Regions from separate parts of the Homo sapiens genome. Here regions 1 and 3 are each linked to region 2. Evidence: read pairs that join two places in POLR2A ChIA-PET (ENCODE). Cell type or tissue: HepG2. All regions are shown on one strand.

What was found. ChIA-PET counts read pairs that join two places held together with the same protein. Peaks named below come from ENCODE experiments on the same cell type or tissue, not always from the same donor. Only the 100,000 strongest peaks of a DNase experiment are listed, where the experiment ranks them.
Region 1: POLR2A ChIA-PET joins it to region 2 with 5 read pairs; 1 of 35 experiments calls an interaction of 5 or more read pairs at or near these places.
Region 3: POLR2A ChIA-PET joins it to region 2 with 8 read pairs; 1 of 35 experiments calls an interaction of 5 or more read pairs at or near these places.

Annotation. Positions count from the first base shown.
Region 1 is chr7:65,079,890-65,082,389 of GRCh38, forward strand. No RefSeq gene overlaps it. Among named protein-coding and RNA genes, the nearest start is that of SNORA15B-1, 11 kb to the left of the region's middle. RefSeq lists an enhancer at 706-1,600. In HepG2, no CTCF peak of the experiment used is centred here; a DNase peak (open chromatin) is centred at 1,422; H3K4me3 peaks cover 1,100 bases.
Region 2 is chr7:65,474,895-65,477,394 of GRCh38, forward strand. LOC124901660 (a long non-coding RNA gene) reads left to right here and starts at 1,190. Exons shown (of 3, transcript XR_007060365.1): 1 at 1,190-1,521. In HepG2, no CTCF peak of the experiment used is centred here; a DNase peak (open chromatin) is centred at 1,027.
Region 3 is chr7:65,001,234-65,003,733 of GRCh38, forward strand. The region is part of intron 1 of ERV3-1-ZNF117 (ERV3-1-ZNF117 readthrough); the gene reads right to left. All of the region lies in intron 1 of ERV3-1 (endogenous retrovirus group 3 member 1, envelope), which reads right to left. Among named protein-coding and RNA genes, the nearest start is that of ERV3-1, 4.2 kb to the right of the region's middle. In HepG2, no CTCF peak of the experiment used is centred here; DNase peaks (open chromatin) are centred at 448 and 1,498; H3K4me3 peaks cover 1,217 bases.

The DNA.
Region 1 (2,500 bases), 400 kb before region 2:
GGGTTTTGCCCTGTTGCCCAGGCTGGTCTCGAACTCCTGGGCTCAAGCAATCCTTCTGCCTTGGCCTCCCAAAGTGCTGGGATTATAGGTGTGACCCACTATGCCTGGCCTTGAAAATCCATTTTATTTTATTTTTTTAATTTATTTATTTTTTTGAGACGGAGTCTCGCTGTCACCCAGGCTGAAGTGCAGTGGCACGGTCTCGGCTCATTGCAAACTATGCCTCCCGGGTTCACGCCATTCTCCTGCCTCAGCCTTCCCAGTAGCTGGGACTACAGGCGCGCGCCATCACGCCTGGGTAATTTTTTTTTGTGTGTATTTTCAGTAGAGACGGGGTTTCACCGTGTTAGCCAGGATGGTCTCGATCTCCTGACCTCATGAACCGCCCGCCTCGGCCTCCCAAAGTGCTGGGATTACAGGCGTGAGCCACCATGCCCAGCCGAAAATCCATTTTATTTATTTATTTACTTATTTAGGTGTGACCCACCATGCCTCGCCTTGAAAATCTTATTTATTTATTTAGAGACGGAGTTTTGCTCTTGTTGCCCAGGCTGGAGTGCAATGGCGCGATCTCGGCTCACTGCAACCTCCACCTCCCGGGTTCAAGCAATTCTCTGCCTCAGCCTCCCGAGTAGCTGGGATTACAGGCGCCCGCCACCACGCCTAGCTAATTTTTGTATTTTTAGTAGAGACGGGGTTTCACCATGCTGGCCAGGCTGGTCTTCAACTCCTGACCTGGTGATCCACCCACTCGGCCTCCTAAAGTGCTGGGATTACAGGTGTGAGCCACCGCACCCGGCCAGTCCCTTATATAAATTTTTAAAAAGATGTTTTCTTCGTTTCCTAGCCCCTTCTACCCACCTACAAAGTTCCAAAGGCTTTAATGCTATTGCAACGGCAGTCAGAGGTCAAGCTGGTGGGGGTGCGGTGCAGCTCCCTAACGCGGGGCAGCCTCAAAGGGGGCCGACCCTGCCCAGCACGAATGGCACCGGGCGGTGGGGGACGCTCCCGAGGTCCCGGGAACATGGCTGGGGGAAGTGTTGGGGGGTGCACATACCCAGGCTCAGCTGAGGCGAGTGCGCGGCCAGGGCTGCAGCTGGCGCTGGCTGGCACTTGCGCCGGCCATTGAGGAGCTTCTGGGCGACCCTGCACTCGTGCCTACCAGGCGCCAGCCGGTAGGTGCGCAGCGCCTGCTCCAGCAGCGTCAGGCCTTTGCTGCGCGGACCCCTCAGGCCGGGAAGTCACGCAGGTGGTAGTAGTCCAGGTGGTCGTAAACTCCTCCTCATAGCTTATGGGTGGTGGCGGCTGGGCTGAAGACGGCGGACAGGACATCCCGCCCGGCCGCCTGTGGTCACCCTCCCGCGCAGGCGCTCTCCTGGAAGACCCAGCACCTGGAGTTCCGATTGGCTCTGCGTGAGGGGCGGGCCTTTGCGACATCTTGGGGGGCGCCTTCGGTGACGTCACAGGGGCGGGCCTTCTGTCACGTCACAAGGGCTGTACAGTGCCTGGAGCTGGGCAGTCTTCTCAGAGTGGAGCCTGGTAACCGCGACCTCCCCGCCAGTTCCTGTGTGTTGCTGGCTGGAAAGGGGTAGTTGACAAACTCCCACCCAGCACAGTATTTATGTCGGTCAAAAATGGAAAACTATGTGTCCGGGCGTGGCCAGGAAGGAGGATCCCTTCAGGCCAAGAGCAGCCTAGCAATATGGCGCAACCCCACCTCTGTAGTCCAACCTCAGCCTCCCAGCTACTTGAACCCCAAGATTCAAGGCTCCAATGATCTGTGATCTCACCACAGCACTCCTGCCTGCGAGACTGAGGTAAACCCTGTATAAAAAAATAAAAAAGAAAACTATGCAAGTGTACAACCGGGAGGGACTGCTTAAAGAACACATGAGGCTGCCTGGGCCGTGCTATCCCGGCACTTTGGGAGGCCGAGGCAGGAGGATGGCTTGTGTTCAGGAGTTCGAGATGCGCCTGGGCAACATGACGCAACCCCGTCTCTACGGAAGATACAAAGATTAGCCAGGCGCGGTGCACGCTTGGCCTAATTTTTGTATCTTTCGTAGAGATGGGGGGGTCTTGCTATGTTGCCCGGGCCGGTCTCGAACTCCTGGGTTCAAGCGATCTTCTCACCTTGGCCTTTAGAGTTGTTGGGATTACAGGCGTGAGCCACCGCACCCTCCTGGGCTAGGCTATTTAATAACATAAGAAAGTGCGGTGGCTCACGCCTGTAATCCCAACACTTTGGGAGGCCGAGGCGGGTGGATCACCTGAGGTCAGGAGTTTGAGACCATCCTTGCCAATATGGTGAAACCCAGTCTCTACAAAAAAATACAAAAATTAGGCCGAGCGCGGTGGCTCACACCTGTAATCTCAGCACTTTGGGAAGCTGAGGCGGGCTGATCACCTGAGGTTGGGAGTTCAAGACCAGCCTGACCAACATGGAGAAATCCCATCTCTACTAAAAATACAAAATTAGCCGGGCATGGTGGTGCATGCC
Region 2 (2,500 bases):
ATAATGTGCTAGCAAATACACACACATGCATGTGCACACGTGCATACACACACATCTGTATGTAGAGGAATATATTAGAATCAAAGAATCAGACTTCTATTATTCTTGATAGTAATAATGGATAATTATGCATGTTATTTAAACTGAAAGTCTGGGTGTGGTGGCTCACATCTATAATCCCAGCACTTTTGAAGGCTAAGGTGGGAGGACTGCTTGAGCCCAAGAGTTCAAGACCATGGAAGCTTGGGCAACATAGTGAAACCCTGACTCTACAAAAAATACAAAAATTAGCCGAGTATGGTGGCTAATGTACCTGTAGTCTCCGCTACTCGGGAGGCTGAGGTTGGAGGATTGCCTGAGCCCAGGAGGCAGAGGTTGCAGTGAGCTGACATCATGCCACTGCACTCCAGCCTGGGTGACAGAGAGATACTCAGCCTCAAAAACAAACAAACAAACAAAAAAACACCTGAAAGTTGTTAGCTATTACTCTTAGCAGTAGGTGGTCTTTCAAAATTGCACATTACATTTGTCTTGTGAAAGCCTTGCCGTCATATATCTCATGTATACACAATGCAACCACTCATAAAGTATCAAAGAATCAGACTTCTGATATAGTATTCTGTAGCTTCTGAGTTCCAGCAACTTTAGTAGTTCCAACATGGTGGCCCCTCTGTCCCTCCTCCAGGGGAGTATTCTCCCAATGTAAAGAATGAAAACTAACAATGTGTAGCTTTTGGAACTCTGGTCTGTATTCTACTTCAGACTTGGCCCTGCTGGCTGGTCTCTGAAACATGTGGCTCCAAGTAAATGCTAGGAATACTTGTGTAATTGAGCTGATCTTTCATAAGTGTCTATGGAGATGTCTTATTTTTTGGTTTGGGGGTTGGGTGTTAGGGTCATCCCGACCAGACTGTTCCCCTCCCTTCCCATGGGTGTTATAATGCAGTCCTTTGTGACCTCTGCACTGCTTCCCCAGGGCTAAAGACAAACACCCCTTCACCGACCCCTCCAGTAATTGTTTGTCCAGGCAGTTACAGGATGTGGTTAACATGTCTGTTGACCTCGCATAACAAAGCTGGCAAAAACATCTCCAGGATGTGGTCAAGACACCTGCACCCTCAGCTCAGCTCCCCCACCCCAACTCAGCCCTCCTGCACACCCAACTCAGCTGCCCCACCCTGACCCAGTTACTCACCTTATAAAGCCCTGTTGTAGTCTGTAAGAGGGGCTGCCTCCTCTGCTTTTGTCAGGAGGTAGCCCGGCAGGACTGACAATAAATCAGCTTGCCTGAACTTGGGTCTGCTGGCCTCACTCCTTTCTCGGCTGTCCTTCCAATTATACCTTATGTCTTGGTGCCGAAACCGGGAAGGTGGTAGAGTTCGGCCTCCTTTTCTCCCTTTATCCTCCCCCTGCTCCTTCCCCTGGCCGAACTCCCCCTTCCAGAACCTGCTAGAGACCCAAGGATCTCATACATCTTTTCCATTGCTGGCGAACACATCCAACACCAGGGACACCTCAGGAGTGAGTAAAGGAGACATACCTTCCGTCCGGAACCCTTGTCCGCTCTTTCCTTCCCAAAAGACCCAGCGCTGGGCCAAAGGTTTCCTCGTCCCAGCCTCCAGGAGACCCTCGATGTCTCCCTATCAGTGATGCCTGTACGGGGGATTATCGTACCTCTCCGACTTAAACTGTGGGACAGGGGACGCCTTCTCCCGCCATCCTTGTCTCTGGCCAAGTCTTCCATCTCTACCCCTCTCTCATTCCACTATGGGAGCCTCCCAGTCCACTCCCTCAAAGGCATCCCCCCATCGGGTGTCTCCTCCGTAACCTTAACACCCTTAACCTCCATTCCAAAATTTGGCCAAAAAGGCTCATCTTTCATTGTAACACAGCCTGACCTCAGTATAAATTGGGCAATGGCTCCCAGTGGTCTAAAAATGGCACATTCGATTTTAACACCCTCAGGGACCTGGACAACGTTTGCCATCGCAATGGAAAGTGGTCTGAAATCCCTTATGTTCAGGCCTTTTTTGCCCTCCGTAGCTGCCCCTCCCTTTGTCAGCCCTGTTCTGGTTTTCAAATCCTCCTTGCCCGCTCCAAGCCAGACTCATCCTCAGCTCCCCTTCCTTCTGACGATTCCTCCTTCTTTAACCCTGCTGACTTTTCCTCTCCCTGACAACACCGTAATCCTCCCCCAAATCATCACAATCCTCCACCATATGCTCCCGCTCCTGCCTTACCTCTTTCCCCTCCTCTCTCCAACCACCCAGATTCTGATTCTAATTCCTCCCCATCTCCACCTCCAGCAGGCCCAGCAGTCGGCCCCCTTACTTCCCCTGCGAGAGCTGGCAGGGGCTAAAGGAATTGTTCACGTCCACATTCCGTTCTCCCTCTCCAACCTTTCCCAAATTAAGAAACGTCTCAGATCCTTTTCCTCCAATCCTGACACTTATATCAAAAAGCTCAAATACCTCACCCCATCTTACAAATTCACTTGGCT
Region 3 (2,500 bases), 470 kb before region 2:
GGTTTGTGCTACAGATAGTGGTCCAGGTGGGATTGTCCTCTGATTTATTTCTGTGTCCATGCAGGCAGATGAGATTATGAACAGGTGGTCCAGAATCCTAGATTGGTGGAGAGAACAGGTTGCTGCTGCAGATTCAGTGTCTGGGAATAGGAATATGTCAGGAGACTCGTAGACACTTTTGTGGGTTTTTGGCAAGAAACACCAGGATGAAAAATGCTGTGGTGAAATTCCTAAGGTGGTGCCTAGTCCTGGGAGGTGTGAACACATCAATGTCTAGTGGGTATGTTTGTGAGTGGGTGGAAATCCTGAGGTGGCAGTGGTGGGAAAAGGAGGTCTGCTATAAGAGCTCCTTTCCTCTAAGTTTTCAGTCCTCTCTCACAGTGGGAGTGGGAGGAGACCTCAAATCCCAGGACAATGGGCAGTGTGACAGCCTGTGTACAGGAGAGCAGAGTCTCTCATTCCCAGACACCCAGAGTTCCATTCCAGGCCAGGCCTCTGAGATGTCTTTCTTCTGGCACCAAAACTGTAATGTTTGCTGAACACCAAGCAATTCTTCAAAACCAACACATTGTCTAAAATTTGAATTATGACCCCACTTAAGAGTCAGCACAGACCCTGATCCAGGGCTCAATCTCACAACACTGTCTTCACTGCAGACACCAGTCACAAACCCTATAGGTCCATCTATGCTTTTGAGCTACTGTTTAAAAATTCAGGACTCCCATAAATCTCTCAAGTTCAATAATTTTATAGAGCTGCTCACAGAACTCAGCAAAATACTGTAGTTATGTTTACCCATTTATTATACAAAATACAACCCAGAAAACTCAAGTGGAAAAAATGTATAGGACAAAGAAAAGACGTGGGGAAAGATGAAGCACATAGATAATCCTGGTAAATAGCGTTAATAAAATTCTCTATCCTTTGTGTTCTCCAGGAACAGTTTATGGAAAGAAACATCCTTTCATTATGACTTAGATGGTGCTCTCTTGTCTGACTTATCACATAACCAGACACTGACTCTGCACATTTTCTTCTTTTTTGTATTAAAAAATTAGCTAAATTTGTCTTCAGTGGTCAAAATAAAATGCTTTTTTGTTTGTTTTTTGAGATGGAGTCTCACTCTGTCGCCCAGACTAGAGTGTAGTGGCACGATCTTGGGTCACTGAAACCTCTGCCTCCAAGGTTCAAGCAATTCTCCTGCCTCAACCTCCAGAGTAGGTGGGATAACAGGCACATGCAACCATGCCTGGCTAATTTTTATATTTTTTTTTAGTAGAGATGGGGTTTCGTCATGTTGGCCAGGCTGGTCTCGAACTCCCGACCTCAAGTGATCCCCCGGCCTTGGCCTCCCAAAGTGCTGGGATTACAGGCATGAGCCATTGTGCCCAGCCTAAAATACTTCTTAATCAAACTTTACTTAAGTTTATCTCCTTTCCACAGGCTCCTGAACTTTGAGCTACTCTCAGTCTGAGCCAACATACAGCCCCATTTTATGTTCCTCCTAAAAACTTGCTGACTTCATGGTAAAACAATTTCTGATCTAAAATCTGATTTTTTTTCATCCTCCATTTGCTATTCCCCTCTGACCTTCTAATCTTTTTTGCTCCTCCCTAAGAAAGAAAGCCTTTATCTGTTTAAACTTTGCAATCCTTAAAGCTCTTATAGTTGGTACTTCGTTCTGTTGCAACACTCTTTTAGAATTCAATTTTTTTACATAAACCTAATTTAGCTCATTTTACAAAGTCTAGAAACTGCCTCAAAACAGTAACAATTTCATCTGCAGTAAGACCCTCCCAGTCCCATTCCATCTTAATGTTAACTGCATCTGTCTGTGGGTCCCCAGCTTTCCAGGGCTCTGTCACTTTTTTCAGTATAAAGGCTTCTTCCATGGCTAGAGTGAGCAGGCTGGGACATCTGCAGGGAAGGTTTCCTAGAAAGAATGAACTGAGCCTTTAATACCCTCCCTCCCTGGCTGGGTGCAGTGGCTCACACCTGTAACCCCAACATTTTGGGAGACCAAGGATCACCTGAGGTCAGGAGTTTGAGACCAGACTGGATAACATGGTGAAACCTCGTCTCTACTAAAAATACAAAAATTAGCTGGGTGTGGTGGCACCTGCCTGTAATCCCAGCTACCTGGGAGGCTGAGGCAAGAGATTTGCTGGAACCAGGAGGCAGAGGCTGCAGTGATCCAAGATCTCACCACTGCACTCCAGCCTGGGCAACAGAGCAAGGCTCTGTCAAGAAAAAAGAAAAAGAAAGAAAGAACCTCCCCGCTTTTTGCAGGCTCAATATTAGCATTAGCTTGGGGTCACTGGGCACAAGCTTTAATTTCCATGTCAGAGTTATTCACTTGGTTTTTGAAACTGAAAAATTCAGAAAAATTACTCAAACACATTGTTTATATAAGGGAAGGAAATTTTACGGTACTTACATTTCATACCTCAATAAGAAATACAAAAGCATTTATTCCTTTAAGACAATATGTTATTATTTC